Linked DNA regions of Mus musculus: region 1 is linked to region 2. A link is a contact called in ENCODE POLR2A ChIA-PET data. All regions are on one chromosome and are shown on one strand. Each heading gives the region's core, a stretch centred on a gene start or an enhancer-like site at or near the end of the contact. The rest is flanking DNA. Distances are from core to core; before and after follow the strand shown.

What was found. ChIA-PET counts read pairs that join two places held with the same protein, here RNA polymerase II (POLR2A).
Region 1: POLR2A ChIA-PET joins it to region 2 with 10 read pairs in embryonic stem cell. The contact joins the promoter of Plekhm1 here to the promoter of Hexim2 in region 2. POLR2A ChIA-PET finds 5 or more read pairs at or near these places in 4 of 5 experiments (Patski and embryonic stem cell).

Annotation. Positions count from the first base shown.
Region 1 is chr11:103,409,685-103,414,838 of GRCm38, reverse strand. It overlaps Plekhm1 (pleckstrin homology domain containing, family M (with RUN domain) member 1), which reads left to right and starts at 2,134. Exons shown (of 12, transcript NM_183034.2): 1 at 2,134-2,246.
Region 2 is chr11:103,131,269-103,136,282 of GRCm38, reverse strand. Hexim2 (hexamethylene bis-acetamide inducible 2) reads right to left here and starts at 2,924. Exons shown (of 3, transcript NM_027658.2): 1 at 2,826-2,924; 2 at 2,142-2,248. The coding sequence starts at 2,204.

The DNA.
Region 1 (5,154 bases), core at 885-3,384, 280 kb before region 2:
ATACAGGACAGATTTCCTAAAATATATACATATATGAAGGCAATCTAAATGAAAGCTCCAAATGATCCAGCAGACAGGCTGTGAACTGGCCATCTCTTGTCACCAAACAAAGCTTCCAGTACAGGGACTGGGTTACAGCTAATTGAGTCATTGGCCAAAGAGGCCCATGGGGATCACCAAACAACCCAAGTTGTTGCCTAGCCTATAGGTTGCTCGCCACAAACCAACAGCAAGATTCCACTGCTAAGACAATACCTGCACACCTCACTGAACCTGAAGATGCTGAGTAGGTGCCTAAACAGAGCCTTTATCCCTATGTTCTGGTGTCTTTGGTACAAGAGGGTACTTTGCACACTACCAAATGTGAAGCGCGAACACCAAGCCAGCTGCAACCCCTGCATAACAATGACGTACTGCCTTTAAGATATGTTAGGGCAATGGGGGCGCCAAGCTTATGGGAGAAACCGACCAGTAACGGATTTGACTTAAGGCCCACTTCACCAGGTGGAACCCATACCCAACATGCTTGGGGTAACCAAGAACCAAAGACCAGATAGCCCAGGGACCTAGGGTAAAAGCAAATAAGACTGGTGTCTTAGTTAGGGGTTCCATTGTGGTGAAAGACACCATGACCAAGGCAACTCCTATAAAGGAACACATTTAGCTGGGGCTGGGTTACAGGTTCCGAGGTTCCGTCATTAGCGTGGCAGCAGGCAGACAGGTGTGGTGCTGGGGGAGGAGCTTTTTTTTTTTTTTTTTTTTTTTTAAGAGTCTTGATTAGAAGGCAACCCAGAGGGCTGGAGAGATGGCTCAGTGGGTAAGATACCCAACTGCTCTTCCAAAGGTCCTGAGTTCAAATCCCAGCAACCACATGGTGGCTCACAACCATCCTTAATGAGATCTGACTCCCTCTTCCGGAGTGTCTGAAGACAGCTACAGTGTACTTACATATAATAAAAATAAAATAAATTAAAAAAAAAAGAAAGAAAGAAAAAAGAAGGCAACCAAGAGACTGGGCAGAGTTTGAGCATATATATGTTTGAACATATATTCAAATATATATTACCTCAAAGCCACAGTGACATACTTCCGCTAACAAGGCCACACCTCTTCCAGTAAGGCCATGCCTCCTAAATAGTGCCATTTCCCATGGGCCAAGCACATTCAAACCACAACTGGTAAAAAGAAAGAAAGAAAAGGAAAAAAAAGACATAGTGATAAAATGACTCCTAATGACATTTGGGTACTCATAGATCAATGCCTTGTTCAGCCATCATTAGAGAAGTTTCCTTCTACAGCAGATAGGGAACCCCAAGGGAGAGGTGGAAAGAGTGTAGGAGCCAGAGGGGATGGAAGACACCAAGAAAACAAGGTCCTCTAAGTCAATAGGAGCAAAGTTCATATAAACTCACAGAGAGTCTTTTCTTTTACAGTCACCACCTCTATGGCCCACACCTAGGTCCTAGGTTCCCTTTTGGGCACGGTCCTCAGACCTGCCCAGCCTGCCCTTTATTAGTCACGGTTGCTACATTTGACAGTTTTCTTCCGCGTCTATTCCGAGAGACAGCTGTCATTTTCTGTAATGGAACAAAAGCAATTAAATAGTGAGAAGACAAAAAGCAGGTCCTCTGGGCTTCATGCCTCAAAGGGCTGACCGCAGGCAAATTAAACTAACAGGTCCAAGAGAGCCCTCAGGGCGATCACGTGGTATGAGACAAGTCAAAACAACTGTTTCCTGGCTCCGGAAAAACCAGACCTGAAGGTCCCACTTGGACCCAGGATCCACTTGCTCCCTCCACTACTAATGCCCTTAGGGAAACATACGGGTTAATGGCGCAACAGGGCGCATTTTCGGATTAAGGGGGCAAACACGACAACCCCAAAGTTGCACAGATGCGATTGAGGGGCAGAGCTGCGGGACGCAGAAGTCCCGAAGCTCCAAGGGTCCAGCCTCTCTGCGCTACCCAGAGCCAGAGTAGCGAGAGCGGCAGGATCGCTCACCTGAGCCAAGAAGCCCTGCAATCCGGGGCAAGGGAAGAGCTGACGGCCCCGCCCCTCGGCTCCTCTAGGCCCAGTGATTGGTTTTTGAGGACTGGGGGCGGGGCCGTAGCGAGGAGCCGACGTGATGGCGTCAGACGCCGCGCGCCGCTTCCTGTTGTCAGTGCCTTTGGAGCCGCAGCTTCTGCTCGGAACCGAGGGGGGTCTCGCTTCGCCCGGAGCGCCGCCACCTGCTCCTGATCCCTTCGGTGAGTGAGTCTGGGGTCTGAACGTGGAGGGAAGCGCGGGGCGGTGATGCGACCCGGCGGTGGGCCCGCAACCTCGCAGCCACTCGCGACCCCTGTGCGCCTGGAGACTTGGGGTGGGAACCTCGGCCCTTCGCAGCCCGGGCCTGCTCCCACCTCAGCCAGTGGCCACCGGCTCTCTCCCCTCCGTCTCCACCGCAGCCAACCTCAGCCCCAAGCCGGGTCCCCTAACCACCGGTCTTGCAAAAGTGTAGCCTCACTCGTGACCCCTCTTTAGCCCAGTTGCAACCCGATCCGAGCGAGCCACATCCCTTCGCCACCTCTTATCTCAACATCGCGTTTATCCCTCATCTCTTCTGAACCTTCCCTCGACCCTCCATTCTGGCTCAATTTCTTATCGCAGCCTGTCGTATCTGGCTCACTCGTCCCAAACACGCTAAGTCTCCCTCCCTCCCATTGACCCACTACTGAAGTTTTCTCCTGTTGAACTTGCCGGTTTCTTCTTGGTTACTGACGTCACAGCTTTATCTCAAGGCTTGTGTGTATCTTTTCTTTACCGATTTTTACCTAATTCCCTAGCTGATCACAGAGGTAAGGTCTCTCAGGCACTTTCCTGTCTAAGACTTAATATTAAACTGTCCCCGACTCTGCTGTAGAGGACTGTCTCAGTTTCTACCACTTCCCCCAGTCCTTTCGTTACTTTAAATTTAATATGCATTTATTAATTCTTTGAGAATTTTATGCATGTACATAATATTCCTGCCCCCTAACATCACTGTTAGTTTGGGGTTTTGGGTTGTTGTTGTTGTTGTTTTTGAGACAGCATGTCACTATTTAGCCTTAGATCTCTCTCTCAGATCACTCACTATGTAGATCAGGCTGGCCTCAAACTCACAGTGTGGGTCACCACTCCTGGTTTTAATCTGTTTTTTGTTTGTTTGTTTGTTTGTTTGTTTTTGTAGGATGGAGGGTGGTTTTGTTTTTTGTTTTTGTTATTGTTTTAAGACAGCCAATCTAAACAGCCATGGACTCCTGATCCTCCCTGCCTCCACCTCCCAAGTGCTGGAATTGTAGGCATGAGTCACCATGCCTGGCTTCCCAGAATTGCTATTAACTAGATCTACTCAACTCCTGTCATTTTCTTCCTTGATCCAGCTCTCTTTCACTTTGAGAATTTAGGGTATAGCTCCCTAGTGGTCATACTTGCTATATTCCTCAACAGCCATGTCTGCTCCTTGTTCAGAGCCCAGCAGACTAAACAGCTAAATTGGTGTGTGTAGGGACTCGGATGGTAACTGAGTATAAAGCTTCTTGGGGGAGATGTTCTTTGTAGTGTCTGATCTCCTAAATGTGTTTCCACAGATGGCTTTTCTGGCATTCCTATTAAGTCATTTGTGCCTGCTGTTGTAATGGTAGGTGTCATTCAAATACCTGGGAGGTGAGAGGTGGCCACTCAACCATCTCATTCATCCTGAGGTAATGGAAACCAGCCCTTCCTTTTGGCTGGCGGTTCTGTCAGTAGAGAGCCTCAGGGAAGCAGTGTGGAGTTAGTTGGTTGTGATCACAGAGTCCTGCCAGTGTGTCCTAGCACCTGTGAGGAAGAATCTACCCAGTGTTCCTTTCTGCATAGCTGAATGCAGAGCTTCCCCACTATTGAACCCAGAAACATAATGGCCATCAGAAGCATGTTGTAAGCCAGGAGGAGTCCTGGGAGGCTGAAGGACAGTACAGGGACTGTAAAATCGCTTCTCTTTTTGTAGGTCCTGGATCACTTAGTCTTAGCCACTGGGGTTTGTAGGAACATGTAAAGGTGAACCCAGTAGTTGAGACAGATGTGTGTCTTTAAGTCCTATGCTCAGCATTTATAGTCCAAGGACATTTCCAACCAGGTTCTAATGGGCTTGCTTTGGGAGGGGTCTTTGGCAGCCCCCTCCCCCATACGCAAGCCCAGTGCTGGAGTTTTAGTCCAGGGCCTTGTATATGTGAGGCAAATATTCTACCACTGAGCTGCACTTCAGGCCCTGTCAGCAAGGGTCTTGAGAGACCATGCTTACCACAGCCGTCTCCTTCTGTGAAGGCTGAATGCAGCTCTGCCTTGAATAGTCTCTCATGATGATGCAACCTTCAGAGTTGCTTTTCACTCATTGGCAGCTTTGTGTACTGGCAGAAATTTCTCAGTAGCCCTACAGCGTAAAGTGTTGTGCCTCAGCTTCCCAGTCTGCTGAATAGATGAATCTGTTCTATATGCCTCGCCTGTATCTATTAAGTCATTCAAGAGTTGAGCTATTTATTTATTTATTTATTTATTGGGTTTTTTTCAAGACAGGGTTTCTCTGTATAGCCCTGGCTGGCATGGAACTCACTCTGTAGACCAGGCTGGCCTTGAACTCAGAAATCCTCCTGCCTCTGCCTCCCAGATGTCGGGATTAAAGCCGTGTACCACTATTGCCCAGCTATTTATTTATTTTTGATTTTTGAGTACTAGTCCTAGGTCCTAGAAGTACAGCAATGAGTGGATTCTTCGAAGTTGTTTTTTTCATTCACTCAGAGCACCCACGTCCTTAGAATCCTATCGCAAAGCCAGGTACAGTGCTACCCACCTGAAACCACAGGTGCCCAGGAGGCTGAGAATGAGAGTTCAAAGCTTTCCCAAGGAGTTTAAGACCTTCCTGGGCTACATAGTAAGTTCAAGGTCAGTCTATGAGACATAGCAAGATCTTGCTCAGAAATAAAATATTTTTTAGAAAGAGTTATTATTATATGTAAGTACACCGTAGCTGTCTCCAGACACACCAGAGGAGGGCATCTGATCTCATTACGGGTGGTTGCTGGGATTTGAACTCAGGACCTCCAGAAGAGGAGTCAGTGGTAGCACACTACTGGGTCCTGCTGAAGGAAAAATCTAAAAGCC
Region 2 (5,014 bases), core at 1,675-4,174:
AGTGCACACAAGGGGCATCTGCTTATCTGTGTGGTGAGGGGCAGGAGTCCTGGGTGTGAGGATAGGGAACGAATTGCTCTAAGTTTGTGGTTAGAGAGATTTCTAATAATAACCACTCTCACAGTAGCATCTAAGCAGGGTCACTTTTTTACAGTTTTACTTATTATGTAAGTGTGTATGTGTGTATACAGACGCATCCTAAGGACATGGCTTGTGTGTGTGTGTGTATGTGTAGGTCACAGATCACTTGTGGGAGTTGGTTTTTCCTTCCTATTCTATAGATCCTGGAGGTTGAACTCAGGTTGTTGGTCTTGGTACGAGAACTAACTTTACCTGCTGAGCCATCTTGCTGGCCTCTGAGCAGGGGACCTGGGGGGGGGGGTCTGCTTTTGGAGACAAGCTGTTTGTTTTGGGGTCTCACTTGGTAGCCCAGGATAGTCTGGAACCCGTTCTGCAGCCAAGCCTGGTCTCAGCAATGCTGCCACGGTCTCCTGAGTTCTGGGATTACACACATGAAGCATCATGCCGACTGCCTCATTAGGTGTTTCAGAGATCCTAAGGGGATTCCAGGGGTGTGCATGTGTGTGTGTGTGTGTGTGTGTGTGCGTACTTGCGCGCTGTGAGATATTTGCAGTGTCCCTTCACCTGTAGCAGGAAGATCATCAATCAGATCATAAGGAATTGGCCTTGTCTTACTGGTGGTTTAAACAAACTAAGATGGCTCTGCTGCCCACCTACAGACACAACGTACAGGGATCTAAGGATAGCTTATTGTATGTTTCCGGTCATTTTCCTGTTCCCAGTCTTAGTTCCCTAGTGACTCCGGCCTAAAACCAAGCCAGCTCTGTCCCTCTGCTTATTCATTGTCTCCATTTTGAAGCTCTGACCCTCCACCACTATCACTATAAAAGATAAGTTCTGCTCTGTAACCTGCACGAGACATTCACCCTCTCTTGTAGCCTTACTTGACAAACGCCATAAGAAACCCAGACTAGGCTTAAATGGGTTAAAAGCCTCTCTGAGTTAAACACTGTCACACACACACACACACACACACACACACACAATGCCAGCACTCAGGAAGCAAAGGCAAGTATGTCTCTGAGTTACAGGCCAGCCTGGTCTACAAATCGAGTTTCACGGCAGCCAGGGCTGTTACACAGAGAAACGCTGTCAAAAAAACAAAAACAAAAACAAAACCCAGCAAACAACAATAACAGCAAAGGCCTGGGGTGTAGCTCCATGATAAAGCACTTTTCTAGCATTGGCAAGGCCCTGGGTTCAATTCCTAGCATTGTGAAATCAACAACAACAACAACAACAACAACAATAACAACAGAAACCAACTCTCTGATGTTTGGCTCTCTGCTATTTTGGAAGTGTGGTGATGGATAAGGGCCACCGAGAGCCAGCATGGGCTGGGACTCTGTGGGTTCCTGCTGTCAGCCCACATACTAAGTTGCCATTTACTGAGGACTTAGGCGCTTTCTCCCTCTCCTCTGAGGTTTTCCTGCCCTGCCTGTCAACCTGTACACCGAAATCTCTTGTCTTGACTCATTCTTGGTTCTCAGCCCGGAAAAAATAAATTTTTTTTTAAGTGCAAAATCTCTAACCAAGTTATTTGTCCTTGAGGTCACTTGTCATTGAGAGACAAGGTACTGTTATCAGAAGACCCTAAATGTAAGGTGGAATTTTGTTCCTCACAGGCTGCCTGATTCTGGAAAAGGTAGTGCAGCTCTCCAACCTCAGCTTCTGTCCACTGGAAATAACATCTACCTTGAAGGGCTTTTAGGAATTCATGAGCCATCATTGAATCACATTCTGGCCTACTTCCCAGAGCACAGTACAGACTCATTTAAAACACTGGCTTTCTAGCTGGGTGTGGTGGTGCAGGCTGTAATTTTAGCCCTTGGAAGGCTGAAGAAGAACGTTGTTGCAAGTTCGAGGCCAGCTGGGGATACACAGAAAGACACCCCCCCCCACCTCCCCCCTCAAGGTCTCAAACAAACGAAAATAAAATAAAATACTGGTTTTCTAAATCTACCAACCAACCAACAAGACAAAACAACAAAAGCCCTAGGATTTCAGCTATCTGACCCCACGTTTAGGGCTTTCAGGTGGCTGGGAGGGTGGGTACTTACCTTGGCCTCCTCCAGAGCAGCTGGTGACGCTGTGTTGCAGTTGGTATGGTTCACAGTGGCCATCTTCTCCTACTCTTGCAGCAGATGATGTCTTTAACTACTGTCACCTGCTTTGAACAACAACAGAAACCTAAGTCCTTAGGCAGAAGCTGGTTGGTCAGGAATTGTTTTGTCACAGCAGCAGCAGCCATTTTGTGGCCCCAGACCTGCATGGCCTTCACTTTCAAGTGAAGACTCGGAAGGCTGTTTCCATACTCTAGTCTTCACATTGCTAGCCAGCAAGGGACCAAGTGGGAGAGCAGAGGCCCTGGGCCTCTGCTCTCCTAATAAGTAAAGACAGGCTGGCAGTTAGGAGGGTAGGCCTGAGCTCTGTCACCCAGAAAGGACACTGCTTGGGGGATGCTGTGGAGAGGGTGGGTCTGTAGCTCCTGGAAGCCCCTATCTTGACCACCTTCAATCTCTCTAGGTTGGGACCTGGTCAGAGCCTATGGTTGAAGTCTTTTTGTCTACAGGGCCTGGACGGCTTCTCTCCTGTCTCAAGGAACGGGGAGCTAAAGGGAAGAAGTCTTCAAACTACATGCAGCTGACAGAAAGAAGAAGAAAAAAAATTCAATGGGAGTAAAAATGGAGTTCTTGGAGGAGGGAAAAGTCCTGGCAGGGAGATTTAACGAAGGTGGGACTGACCTATTTGCTGTCAAGGGCTTAGTGTACACCACTACCTCTGTGTGTCTTTCTGTGCGACCGCCTGTCCATGAGAGTCTCAACGCCTCTGCCCTATCTCTTGCTGCAGTAGCAGCAGCTCTGGCCAAGCCGCTAAAGCCCTAAGATGGGGGGGGGGGGAGGTGGAGGGGCGAAGAGGACAGCCTGGCAGCGCAATGGCTGCTGGGGGTTGTAGTTCTTCCACCCTAGGAAAGCTGCCCAGGATACTTTCAAGCTCCCATTACGTCAACAACCATGCCCAGGAACGCCAAAAAAAAAAAAAAAAAAAAAAAAAAAAAAAAAAAAAAAAAAAAAAACCTATTTGCCTTTGCGTGAACGTCCCGCGCTCACCGATCTCTTCTTTGATTGGGTCGCTTGTCTGCCAGTCTCCCGACTTTTGTCAACAACTAGCTGTGCGGAAGCACAACTGGACCCGCCCTGTCAGAGCTCAATTAAAGAGTTCATTGATGGCGTTAGGCTTTACCAGGGAGAAATAGAGATCCGGTCGCGGGGGCGGGGCTTGCGCGCGGAGGGATTCCCTAGCCTTGAGGAAGGCGACGAGCAGCTCGGGGGCCGCCGCCGCCGCCGCCATTTTGGGCTGGGAGGAGGCAGCGGAGGGACTCGCTGCGCAGTGAGAGCACCCCATGGGGGGTGGTCCGGGCGCGGGGAGAGGCCGGGCCGAGTGGGCTGCCTGAAGTGGCGGCGCCGGGAGACGGCGGGGAGTTGGGTCGGGGGCTGGGAAGGGTGAAGGTTGGCGTCTCCCCGGCCGAGCCCAGTCCTCAAACCGTCCCGGCAGCCTCTCCGCCTCGCCTTTGAGAGCGGCCTTTTGGGGTAATTACCGCGTATTTCCCGGGATCCCAGCAGAGGAGAGGCCAGTAAGACGGCTTCCCCTCTGCTGTGCTTCCACCGGGACGTGATCCTGAGGCCGAGGTCTGCCCAAGGCCTCTCGTCACCCCCATTCATCCCGGGTATGGCGGCCAGGCCCGGCGTAGCCGGACCCCCATCTGAAGGACGAGGTGGGCGCGACGCCAGTTGGAGACCCTGGCTCGCAGGGACGGGCCGAGGTTGCAACTCTGGCCGCATGCCCTGAGCAGTGCTAGTGAGCTGGAGGCTCCGAGGTTGCCCGGCCGGATTGCACCCGCCTCCCCACCCCCATACACCGTGTCCATCCCACTTCTCAGGGCTGCGAAAAGCAACAACCCTCTAACTTCTATAACAGCCACCAACTCCCCCTGGGACCAACTAGATCTGGGCACGTGGAAAGCTCGAGCTTAGCGCTTGGAAATTTCTGAGCTCTCTTGCCCTCAAGATTTCTCCCATCGAGCCCCGACTCTCCCAATGGCCTGACCTCGAACGTCAGCATCCGCTTTTGGAAACTCCTGAAGTGTGTCGCCCCACTTCAAAATTTCACGCCAAAGGGATGGGGTTATGCCCTTTGAAGGGTTGGGGGAAAGAAAATAATTTCAGTCACTACAGTCCAGTAATAGAAACGGAGTGGCCCATTTCGGGTACTTCAAAAACATCTGCTTGCATTTTGAAATCTGAGCCGTAACTTAGGGGCGAAGAGGCTGTGCTACAAGGGCAAAGGGAGTTAATTCCGATGTGATTTTTTTTTTTTTTTTTTTTGTAAGCCTACACCATGTCCCATTTAAAGTCTTGTTCCACAAACTAAAAAGAGTATTTTCTGTGCCACTGTCTCATTGTTACTGAAGCCATCTCTTCTGTAGATGCAGAAAGTACTTAAGTAGAAATGGCAGTTTTGATCTACTTTATGTGTTATATAGGATATAGGGGAGACCTCGAATAAACTTACAACCTAACATTATAGCACTGCCAGCATTTAAAAGGCTCTCTTACTGAACTTGTTTCTTAAAGATTTCCAGACTACACCTTCAAATGATAGCTTTGTAGTTGAGCTGTCAGTTAAAATTGTGCCCAGGTAAGGCTCTGAAGTAGGTGGTTAACTAGCCATTGATACCTGTGAGTACCTTGTAATGAATTTTACTGCTAGTTATAGATGGTCTTAACTCCTAGGCCCTTGCTTTAACAGTAGGACCCGGGAAAGTTTCTTCAGGGTTGAAGGACTGCCCCTTGTATTAATAAAAAAAACAAAGTCTTTCCAGCTGGATGTGGTGGATCTCTTAAATTTGAGGCCAGCCAGCTCTCCATAGAGA